Regions from separate parts of the Homo sapiens genome. Here region 2 is linked to region 1. A link is a loop called in an ENCODE intact Hi-C map of the cell type or tissue named here. Cell type or tissue: GM12878. All regions are shown on one strand. Each heading gives the region's core, and the rest is flanking DNA. Links, peaks and the distances in the headings are about the cores only.

Region 1 (8,616 bases), core at 2,691-6,690:
TTGTATTTTACCATCATCTGTCAAACTTAAAGCAATACCGACACTAGAAAATAGATTTTTGCAGAGGTTTCTGAGGACAATGGTTTCCATGAGCTGGTGTAAATATATTCAGAGAGACTTGTTCCTACTTAATAACCCGCGTTTTTCCTTCTGAATTGCTGATGCATTCATTTATAGCATTTGAAAGGCAGTTTGTCCTTTGCTGTCAAGTGAACTTGACACAATAATAAGAAATTCTGAAAAATTCAATCAAATCTTGTTGCTTCTCAAAGGAATTTCTCGACTACTTATTCTGTTTAAGGAGAAAAAGAGAAGACAGTGTTTCTTTGGTCTTGTATAAAACACTAACCAAGTTTAACAGCACAGGTTCTTGTTAGCAGGTGCCACATGGAGTTTTCCCTCTCAGTAATCCAGGGGACAGTTCTAACTGAGGTTTGGGGGTTCTTTGGGAAGTAGCAGCAATACATAAGGGGTCACCGCAAGGCTGTACTGTTATAAAATCAGAAGCTGTTATCAGCTTATTTATTGCTTACAATATGCTTGTGAATCTGGAGACCTAAAAACAGAGAAATGGCGAAACTTGCTTCTCTTCCTTAGACGATAAAATAGCTTGCATTGTCTTTTACATAACTGACTATTATAGAATCCCAGAAGCTAGATACACTCAAATATTGGCAATTCTGATGAAATGCCCCAGGAACTATTAGACTTGATTTAACAGGCACTGAACTGAAAATTAGCATGTAAGACAGAGAGAATGTGCTTGCAATCATGCAGACAACAGTTCAAATTACTCTCTTTGAGCTCCAGTCTCCTTATCTATAAACTGAGGATAAAATGTTTCTACCTCACAAGATTGTCCTGAGAATTAATCGAAGAGGTAATATTGGAAGTAGCCAGAACATCTAACATTAACTGAGTACTTACTATCTGCCAGTTGCTATTTCAAGGGCTTCAACCGCATAGGATCATTTAAGCCTCAATAAATCTCTGAGATAGTTACTATTATTAGCTCCATGTTGTGGATGTAGGAACTTATACCAGAGAAAATGTAATTAACTTGCCAGCCACAATGTGGCAGGAAGAGACAGAGCCAACATGGGAACCCAAAAAGTCTGGCTGCAGATGCTCCTTCTTTAAGGCTTAAAAACACTTGACATTGTTATCAGCATTTCATATGAGTTGAACCATGTGAAATTATAAATACTTGACCATTTTTGACATAAAAATAGCAATTTTTTGTGGTGGTACCTACTAAGCGCTGGATATGTATTAGTAGTAGCTACAGTTGCTACTACTGCTAATAGCAGCAATCATAATATTGATTTTATCCCAAACCCTCACTCATTAAGGAATACAGGTGGCATTATAGAGTAAAAACTACTAGCTTGGCGATCAGAAGCTGGGTGAACTCTAGGTCTTAATTCTCCCATTTGTAAAATAATGGGATTGGTCTTTTCCAGTTTTAATTGTCAATGGCAGAACCTTAAAAACTACCTATGAGGAAGAACCAGATATTTCTGTCCAATCTATCTTGGACCAATATCTAGTTCTGTTATGAATGACTAGTATATAGTTCCTGTCATATACAACTCACCATGTGAGTTTGACAATACCCAAATTGGTACCTAGCCTGCTCAACACGGCAAGTTTAGTGAGCACATGCTTGGATATTGTACTAGAATCAAATTTAGGCACTCATTTCTAAATACCTATTTTCAATGCCTGTACTTAACTTGCTACAACCCAATAGTAAACAGTTTGTGGACTGACACTAGTTTATGCACTACCCTTTCAATAGCATTGGAACTCTGTGATATATATATAAATAAATTCTTAAAGGGAATATGTGCATGTCTGTGTTCCCTTCTTTTAGAAATGTATTCTCTTTGGAGATTAGAAATGAGTGTCCACAAAGCAAAAGAATATTTTTAAAAGAAAGACCACAGATGGATCATAAAAACAATAGTACTTGGGGCATTCATATAAGATAGGGAAAAGACATCAGCGTGTACCAAATTTTGTTAGTACATGTATTTTTTTAATGTTTTTTATTTAAACAATAATTAACAGTCTTTGGTGTCATCATATTTGAAGCACTAGAGAATTAGAGATAAATGAGACATGGTGACCGTCCTCATAGCTCACAGTCTAGCCAGAGACCCCAGAATGTTAGCACATAATTGTAGAATAGTGACTAATGTTCTGAAGGAAGATGTATTTAATTTGGCTTGGGTATCACAGGGGGCTCTACGCTTTCAGGTGTGATTTCTTACATTTTGTTGTTTAGAATGGTTTTACTTTATTTTTTTAAAAAAACTTTTTGTTCATTTATGACACATACAATATGAACTAATCTGAAATGCACAGCTTGATGAACTATAACAAAGTGAACACTTTGTATGTAGCTACCACTTGATCAAGAAATAAAATGCTACCAGCTTTCGAGAAGGTCCTGGTGTGCCTCTTCCCAGTCACCACCCTCTCCCTTTTCACAAATGTAACCACATTCCTAATTTCCAACACCAAGAACTAAGTTTGCCTGTTCTTAAAACCTGTGAATGGAACCACACTGATATGTTCCTTGGTGTCTGGCTCTTTTGCTTAATGTCATGTCCACAGTCATGGTTCCCAAACTGCGGGCTAAAGCATCCCAGGGTACCACAATGTGCTCATAAGGAAACAGCAGGATATTTTTTAAATTTTAGAGTCACATAGTGATAATTGACAACTTTCAGACACTGAATGAAATAATAGCCCATAGTAGTTCAGTTTCAACATTAGATTGTGCTACATTTCTTTTGATGCTATATCTTTTAACACCAGATTTTCAAGAGTATCTGTGATTAAAAGCAAGTACACACAAAAGTCAACATGAAACAAATAAGGGTGGCCAAATCCGATCTGATTCCAATATTCAAGAAGCTTTGGTATGCCCAACAGGCACACAAATCCTATTAGTAATTTCTTGTGGTTATTTAAGGATGAAAAATATCAGTTTTTTTCTTTCAATTTATGTGTATTTTTAACATGACCGCTAAGTTATTATAACATAAGTATTGGTCAGGGACAGTGTCTCATGCCTGTAATCCCAGCACTTTGGGAGGCCAAGGTGGGCAGATCACTTGAGGCCAGGAGTTCAAGACCAGCCTGGCCAAGTAGCAAAATCCCATCTCTACTAAAAATACAAAAATTATCAGGACATGTTGGTGCATGCCTGTAATCCCAACTACTCAGGATGCTGAGGCAGGAGAATCACTTGAACCCGGGAGGTGGACATTACAGTGAGCCCATATGGAGCCACTACACTCCAGCCTAGGCGACAGACCAACACTGTTTCTCAAAAAAAAAAAAACAAAGTATTTATTAAGTTATTGGGACCTTACTACTTCATAATCAGAACTATTATGTATTTCTTTTGGTGTGGTGGCACCTGTGAAAAAATTCCTACGACACTAAGGGAGCTAAGAAAGTTTGAGAAATCTCATTATGAGATTCATTTTTGTTGCTTCATGGAATAGTCATTTGTTAATTTTCATTTGTGTGTGGTTTTCTATCATGTGAGTACACCACAACTTACGTACATTTTCTACTCTTGATGGAAATTTGGATTGTTTCCAGGTTGGGGCAATTATGAAGAATGTTCCTATGAACAGTTTTTGGCATATCTTTTAGCACATATATGTGTGTGTGTGTATATATATATATTTCTGTTGGGTATGTATTTAGGAGTGAAGTTGCTGAGCTTTAACTGATACTGCTAAACAGTTTTCTAAATTAATTATTCCAATTTACATTCCCACCATGGTTGTTGGAGAGTATCAGTTGTTTTACTCAAAATAACCCTTAATATTTGAAGTTATTTTAATACTAGTAAATGTAGGCATATACAGATTTTTGTACTTTGTAAAGCTTAATTCAATTTTGGGGATTCTACTTAAGAAAATAATACTAAACAAATTTAAGTTTAAAATGAGTAATTATTAAAAATGAGAAAATAAATTACAGAAAAGTATAAAATTTTAAAGCTAAAAAATAACCCCAAATATTACAAAATGAAAAAAACTTGAGAAAAATAATATGAATTCACTGCCCATCACACCCCTGCATTGTTTTGTTCCTATGTCCTTTTGCTGGACATTCTTGAATTGCCCCTTCAAAACAATTTTGTATTCTCATTTTTTATGGAGAGATAGATTGGTCTTTGTTACAGTATGTTTGATCAAAACTTTTTAAATATAGTTTAGAAAAGTTTCTTTAGGTTCACAATTTGTCAAATTTGGGGAAATCTCTATCAGATTTTTTTTAATGAACTGCAGATTTTCAGTTCCTTTTAAGTTGCATGGTAAGCTTAAGTGCTCTTTGAATTGGAACACTCATTAACAGCTTTTTTTTTTTGTCAATGCTCTGTTGGTAGTAACTTACGTGTTTGCTTAGATACTCCTCTTTGTTGACATCTAAATCAACGAGGCAGGCAATAGGGTATACCTAGAAGCCATTTCTACCTTTGGAAAGCTGGCAATTAGTTACTCAGTAAGTACTCAGTAGGTAAGGCAATTAAGTACTCAAGGCTGACCACAAACCACTAAAAATATTTCACTAAACTGAAACTAAACATATCCCCAACTCACTTTAACCCTTACCAGTTCCCACATATACACATAGCTACTTCTATTGAAGTGATTATATGACTTATCTCCTCTTTTTTCTAAACCTCTTTATGTTGAAATATATTAGTTGCTTTTCTAACATGAAGCCAGCCTTGCATTCCTGGAATGTATGCCACCTGGTCATTATGTATTAGCCTTTCTATCAATCTCTGGATTTGTCTGGAAATATTTGGTTTAGGATTGTTGCTTTTATGTTTATAAAAGATTGACCTATAATATACTTTTGGATTTTTCTTTCATTTTATTTAAGGTGTTCATCTGCTTTTGGTATCAATGCTCTGCTGTCCTCATAAAATAAATTGGGAAGTGTTTTCTATTTTTATGTTTTCTGAAACAACTTGTATAAGATTGATGGTACTCCTTAGCTCTTGGAAGAAATTACCAGCCAAGCCACATGGGCCCTGATTTTTGTGTGTGTGTGTGTGTGGGAATGTTTTAAATAATGAATTCAATTGCTTTAATAAATATAGGATGATTCAGATTTTCTGTTTCTTCTTATAAAAAAGAGGCTTTATTTTTCTAGGGCTATATCCTAGAAGAATTATTATTAAATAAATTTTTAAATTTATTGATACAAATGTGCTCATATCTTCCAATGGTATTATTTTTAAAATATCAGTTGAATTTTTAATATTCCTTAAGTTCCCTTCATTCCTTTGGTTATTGGTTATTTGTTTCTTCTCTTTTTTCTGTTTTATCAGTTAGCTTTTTCATAGTACCAAATTTTGGATTTTTAAAATTCTTTCTGCTATATTTTTTATATTGACCTTCTTCCGTTTACATTTGTTGGGTTCCATTCGCTCTTTATTTTTTTATCTTCTTGTAAAATATACTTAAACAATTGGTTTTTAGCCTTTCTTCTTTTCTAATATAGGCATTTAAGGCTATCGTTTCCCCAATCATAGCTTTAGGTGCATCCCATACATTTTGATATGCCGTATATTCATTTTCATGTAATTTAAGATATTTTAGAAACTTCCATTTTGATTTATTCTTTGGTCCATGGGTTATTTAGAAGTTATTGCTTGGTTTTCAAACTTAGGGGAAAATGTTTTTTAGTTATCCTTTGGTTACTTATTTCTAGCTTATATCTATTATGGTCTGAAAACATGTCTATCATTTCAAGTCTTTGAAATTTTTTTGAGACTTGCTTTATGGCTAGCCTGTGGCCTATTTTAATAAATGTTTCATGAGCCCTTGAAATCCTTGTAGGCCGGGCGCGATGGCTCATGCCTGTAATCCCAGCATTTTGGGAGGCCGAGGCGGGTGGATCACCTGAGGTCAGGAGTTCAAGACCTCCTTGGCCAACATGGTGAAACCCCATCTCTACTAAAAATACAAAAATTAGCTGGGCATGGTGGCACGCACCTGTAATCCCAGCTACTTGGGAGGCTGAGGCAGTAGAATCGCTTGTGCCCAGGAGGCAGATGCTGCAGTGAACTGAGAGCTTGCCACTGCACTCCAGCCTAGGTGACAGAGCAAGACTTCTTTAAAAAAATAATAATAAATTAAATAAAAAGAAATCCTATGTAAAACTAGGAGTATACAGTCAAATACCCTGTATTAATTGGGTTAGTTACTTCTTCCTCTCCCCTTTAGTGAGGTTATGTTATTTATTTGAAATATAGCTGAGTTTATTTTTCAGTTTTATTTTTCTCCTTCCCATCTTTGTCAATTTAATTTTTTATTGAATATAGAGAACATTAAACTACATCTAAATATCAAAATTATACAAAAACATATGCTCAGAAAAGTGACACTGCCTCCTGTATTTCTTCTGCTTCATTCCCCTACCTCATATGGGAGCCAATGTTGTTCTTGTCATTGACTTCCTGGGTTTCTCTTTGTAAAGATAAGTAGATGTACACATATTCTCTTACTTCTCCTTCTTTCTTTTATACAAGGTAACATGTAAGCTTCTTTGCAATTTGCTTTTTTTTTCACCTAACAATGTATCCCAGAGGTCATTCTACATCAGTTCGTAGAGATCTTCCTCATTCTTTGTTTACAACTGCATTGTATTCCATTGAATGTATGGGGTTATAGTTTAATCAGTGTCCTATGCTCAGACATTTTGGTAGTTTCCTACAGATATTACTTTAATGAGTAGCCTCATAAATATATATGTATCTTCAGGATAAATTCCTAGAAATGGGCTGCTGAGATGAAAGACAGATGCATGTATAGTTTTATTAACTGATGCCAAATCTCCCTCAGTAAGGATTTTGCATTCCAACCAATCTGCATGCCTACCAGTAATTCATGTTTTCCACAGCCCTATGAACGAAATATATCATCAAGCTTTGAATTTTTTGCCCATCTAAGTGAGAAATAGTATCTCAGTGAATTTTAACTTGCATTTATCTTAACATGAATTAACTTAAATAGCTTTTCATATGTTCAAGGCCCATGCTTATATTATTTTATAAATTGCCTCTCTTTTTCTTTTGTTCATTTTGCTATAGAATGATAATTTTTCCTTCTTTTCCAGTTTGTCATTTGTCTTTTGACTTTGCTTCTGGTATTTTTGCCATATGTAGTCAGTTTATCAATCTTTTATCACATCTGGACGTTTTAGTATCAGCTAAAAACTTTTTCATAAACCTAGAATATAGGGGAACTCACCAATATTTTCTTGCAGTAAAGTTACATTATTTTACATTTAGAATTCTGATCCATTTATTTTCCTATATATGATATGAAGAAGGAATCTGTTTTTCTATTTGTGAAAAAATGGTTATCCAGTTGCCCAACATCATTTATTTAAAAGACTATCTTTTCCTTAGTGATTTGAGATACAACCTTTTTAATATACTAGATTTCTATAGATTTCTATTCCGTTAGTCTGTTTGTATCCTCATGAGCCACTACCACACTATTTTAATTATAGTCTTTACAGTGTTAATAGGACTATACCCCCTTCATAGCTCTTCCTAGTGACTGTTTTTCTACCTATTCTTATGCATTTATTTTTCCATGTGAACTTTAGTCCCAATATATCTAACTTGACAAGAAAGCTTGTCAATATTTTCTTGGGTGAATCTATAAATTAACATAATTAACAGATATTAAAATAATGAAAAATGAGATTTTCATTATGTTGAGACATCCTAAACAAGAACAAGGGCCATCTTTCCACTTTCAAATGTACTTTTGCATCTTTCAGAGGTATTTATAGTTTCTTCATATACATTTGAACATATCTTATTGTGCTTGCTCCTAAATATTTTTGTTGGTATTGTAAATAAAATTTTCTTATTATATATTTTACCTATTATCTGTGTACATGAATGCTATTGAGTTTTGTTATAGCTTCATTCTATAATGTGGTTTTTAGCATTATAAAATATCTTTTGCCTCCTGTTATGCTGTTTTCTACTTTGTCCAATATGAGGATTTCAGTTCCTACTTCCTTATTGTTTTCATTTGCCTAGTAAACAGGCAAATGCTTTTGCCCATTCCTTTATCTTTAGCCTTTTTAAAAACTGCTATATTTTAGATATGTCTCTTATATACAACATAGAGTTGAAATTTGATGGGTCAATTTGAGAATCTTTTTATTTTAATAGGTGAGTTAAACTCATTTGTGTTTATTGATATAACTGCCAAGCCTCTCATCTTATGTTGTAATTACTATAAGCACTATATTTACTGTGTTTTTTCTATCTGATGTTCCTTTGCTTTTCCTTTTCCCTTTGGCTATTATGAAGTTTTTGTGCTTTTGTTTTGGTGTTTAGTTTTATACCTTTGTGGTACCCTTGACTTTTTTTGGTCTCACTTAAGCTTTTAAAGCTTTCAATGGCTACCCCTTCTCATAACAAAATCCAATATCTTTGCCATGGCCCATAAGACTTTTCATAACATAGTTTTTGACTACATATCTGAAGGGTTTTTTTCTGCCACTCTGCACTTAATCACTGAATTCCAGCAACTGAACTTTCTTCGT
Region 2 (4,000 bases), core at 1-4,000, 470 kb before region 1:
GGAACAGCAGCTGCCATTTGGAAGGTGGTAACTTTGAAGTTGATATCTACCAGGAAAGTGATCACAAGGGCAGAACTCTGACTTTTCCCATTTTCCTAAGATCTATTTCTAAATTCAGTAGCATTGGCTCTCTCAGTCTAACGGCAGTCAGTCCACTGTCTCGGTGGTGGTGTTTTTTGAATCATTAATCAGAATGAATAGTCTATGGTACAGATAATACATGCTGCTGAGTTTCAGAGGACGGAGGTGTTTTCTTCAGATGCATGTTGAGGAAAAGATTCACACAGTAAAAGGTACATTCCATCTGAAAAAAACGTAGTGGGGAGGGGCGCAAAGAGCTGCTCAGTCCAACCAGAATGTATGTGTCTACCATAGAATTACAGTAATTTAACCCTGGAAAGAGGTTTAAAGGATTCTATCATTTTGTAAATGAAAAGACTGATACCTAGAGGAGGGAGTTACTAGTCTAAGGTCACAGAGCAGTTATATAACAAACACGAGACTCTATTCCAGGCCTCCAGTATCGCGGGCTCATTCTGCAGCACTGCTTCTCATTCCTTGACTTCACAGGACATAACAGCTTGACCTGCATCCTTCCTCAGTCCCTGGCATTGTTCCAACAAAGCTGATCTGAGAAATGCTAGCACAAAGGAAACCATTCCGGTGCAGTAGAAAAGGTTCTATCCCTTCTCCTACCCACAGTGTAAAATCGAGCAAGCCACTTCCACTATCTGGACTGCTAATGATGTCTTTCAGAAGCTAGTGTTTACCAAGAGCTTACATAAAGCCAGGAGCTGCTCTGGTTGAGTTATCTCTTATCGTCCACTGCCCCATAACAGCACTTTATAGAGAGGTTCATTCTCAGACTGTAACATCAGAATCAACAATCTAAGAATGTAAAGTCCCTCATCCCTGGATTTGCTGAATCAGAATTTCTGTTTGCCTAATAATACAAATTTCGGCAAATTTCCAAAACGACTCGATGCTCACAAAACTTTAAATCTTGCTGGTTCACTAGGTGATATATTCTCAGTTTTACTGATGTGCTCTAATTTTACTAACGTGAAAAAGTTGAGGCCCAGAGAAAAGTAACGTATTCATTCACACAGCTAGTTAGTGGCAAACCTGGGATTTGAATCCAGGTATTTTTTGTTTTGTTTTGAGAGTTTTCAATATTTGACCCAGAATCTAGCTGAGATTTTATTCTTTGGCAAAGCATCAGATTATCAGCTGGGGTTGACCTTCCTTCTTACCTTTCTAAATTTATAATTTTCTTAATTTCCCAACTCAACTTGCAGCTTATGTTTTATAAAGTTAGCAACTTTCACTGTCTGCCGTCATCTTCAGATCTCAGAGCTAAGGGTAATTTGGTGTTAGAATGAAAGAGAGAGATATTTGACAAGGCTGTGTCAAATTAACAAGAATTCTAACAAGGGAGTTGAGGAGTGAGAGCGGATGGTGCATTTGACGAATACTCACTGGGGTAATTCACTGTGTAATTGGCCAAATGCACAGAAGCCATCAGACTGCAGCTGCACAAGGCATCCCTGGGTGAGGTGAATTCATAGTTCCCTCTACATCTTAGACTCCCCTGAGGGTTTAGTCAGTACCTTGGTTGAGATTGATTTAGCATTCTGAAAGGGGAGCACACACACACACACACACACACACAAAACATTACTGATTAACTCTTCTACCCTTTACCAAATAGATGAAGACCATTTAGCAGACTTGGAGAGGTAACCAAGGTTCTTGGAAAATTCTTCCCTGTAACACCTGTTTTATAAATCCTATAGTCATTGACTTTTATAACTTTAAGGGATCTAAGATATTATCTAGCCCCGTGCTTCTTCATCTTTAACATGCATAAAAATGACCTAGGGATCTTATGAAAATGCAGATTCTTATTCAGTAGGTCTAGGGTAAGGCTTGAGATTCTGCATTTTTAAAAAACTTCCCAGAGATGCCAAAGCAGCTGATCTGTGGACTAAATTAAATAGCAAAGATCCATCCTAGGAAATGTAAATGAGTTATACCTGAAGTACCAACTCAGAATATCTCTTGGTTGCTGCCTTGAGAACTACACTGAGGATTCTGTAGTTGAGTCTGAGACCAGCTGGTCAATTAGCAGTGCCTAACACAGGTTTAAGAACAGGAAACCTACCTGAAGATACTCTTTCACTTTTACGTACAGAAATTGAAACCCAGAAATTTCAGTGACTTGCTCAGGGTCACATAACCAAGTTAGTGGTAGAACTAGGACTAAATAAAGCTGGAATATAAATCTAGATTTCTCTATCTGAGTTGCACATTTGAATCACAGATTGCGTGTGAAGCTGTTTTAAAATATCTTTCTTCAGTTCTATTATTGGCAGCCATAGAATCCAATTTGAATTCAAGAAGCCAGGGTTACTCAGCCTAGCTAAGTCTCTGAAAAGCTCTGCAACTTTGTGGAAAAATATTTCTCAGGACCTTTAGTTTTATTATCCATGAGATGAGGAAGTCCATGCCTGGTATGTCAAATATATTCTAATGGTGTAGATGGCAAGGAGATCAAAGATATGAAAGCAGTTAGACAAAACCTAGGGGACTTACATGAGGGCATTTTTGTTAAAATTGCTTTAGGATAACGGCCAGGCGTGGTGGCTCATACCTGTAATCCCAGCACTTTGGGAGGCCGAGGCGGGCAGATCACGAGGTGAGGAGATCGAGACCATCTTGGCTAACACGGTGAAACCCCGTCTCTACTAAAAATACAAAAAATTAGCCGGGCGTGGTGGTGGACGCCTGTAATCCCAGCTACTGGAGGCTGAGGCAGGAGAACGGCGTGAACTTGGGAGGTGGAGCTTGCAGTGAGCCGAGATTGCGCCACTGCACTCCAGCCTGGGCGACAGAGCGAGACTCCATCTCAAAAAAAAAAAAAAAATGCTGTAGCATAACTTTAAACTTTCTTTGAAGTTTTTTATTTTTTGAAAAAGATATTAAAAAATCTGTGTGTGTGTGTGTGTGTGTGCGCGCGTGCGCGTGCGTGTGCATGTGTGTGTACACGAAAGAAACCATGCCATCGTCCTAGGTTGAATTTTAACTGAAATGATTGCAATTTTGAGTTTGTGATAATGAGGCTTTTCTGATTTTCCACTCATCTTTAATGTATCTGGCCTATGAAAAATCATGCATAGGCATGGGAAGAAAGAGAGAGAGAGAAACAAGCAAGCCAGCCAGAAATCTTGGTAATGATTTCTTGTTCTGAGATAAGGTGGCTTCCAGTAGCAACAAGGCTTCATGTTTCTCCATTCATATCTAAGAGAGATGGAGATTTATTTTTATACAAAGGCTTCAAGAAAACTTTCCTTTCATTTCTCTATTTTTTAACTTCTATTTTAAGTTCAGGGGTACACGTGCAGGTTTGTTTCATAGGTAAGCTTGTGTCATGGGGGTTTGTTGTACAGATTATTTGATCACTCAGGTATTAAGCCTAGTACCCATTAGTTTTTTCCTGATCCTCTCCCTTCTCCCACCCTCCATCCTCTAGAAGGCCCTAGTGTGTGTTGTTCCCCTCAATGTGACCATGTGTTCTCATTATTTAGCTACCACTTATAAATGAGAACATGTAGCATTTGATTTTCTGTTCTTGCATTAGTTTGCTAAGGATAATGGCCTCCAGCTCCATCCATGTCCCTGCAAAGGATGTAACGTTTTTCTTTTTTATAGCTGCATAGTATTCCAGAGTATATATGTACCACTTTTTTAAAAAATTTAGGGCCAGGCGCGGTGGCTCAAGCCTGTAATCCCAGCACTTTGGGAGGCCGAGATGGGCAGATCACGAGGTCAGGAGATCGAGACCATCCTGGCTAACACGGTGAAACCCCGTCTCTACTAAAAATACAAAAAAATTAGTTGGGCATAGTGGCGGGCGCCTGTAGTCCTAGCTACTCAGGAGGCTGAGGCAGGAGAATGGCATGAACCTGGGAGGCGGAGCTTGCAGTGAGCCGAGATCACG

What was found. Peaks named below come from ENCODE experiments on the same cell type or tissue, not always from the same donor. Only the 100,000 strongest peaks of a DNase experiment are listed, where the experiment ranks them.
Region 2: a loop joins it to region 1, with 8 times the contacts of the local background. A loop is called at or near these places in 1 of 110 quality-filtered maps.

The regions. Positions count from the first base shown.
Region 1 is chr5:160,839,290-160,847,905 of GRCh38, reverse strand. All of the region lies in intron 1 of ATP10B (ATPase phospholipid transporting 10B (putative)), which reads left to right. Among named protein-coding and RNA genes, the nearest start is that of ATP10B, 8.6 kb to the left of the region's middle. In GM12878, for the core only: no CTCF peak of the experiment used is centred there; a DNase peak (open chromatin) is centred at 4,505; H3K4me3 peaks cover 638 bases.
Region 2 is chr5:161,309,691-161,313,690 of GRCh38, reverse strand. All of the region lies in intron 9 of GABRB2 (gamma-aminobutyric acid type A receptor subunit beta2), which reads left to right. Among named protein-coding and RNA genes, the nearest start is that of GABRB2, 240 kb to the left of the region's middle. RefSeq lists an enhancer at 2,150-2,379. In GM12878, for the core only: no CTCF peak of the experiment used is centred there; DNase peaks (open chromatin) are centred at 1,532 and 2,170; H3K27ac peaks cover 1,965 bases.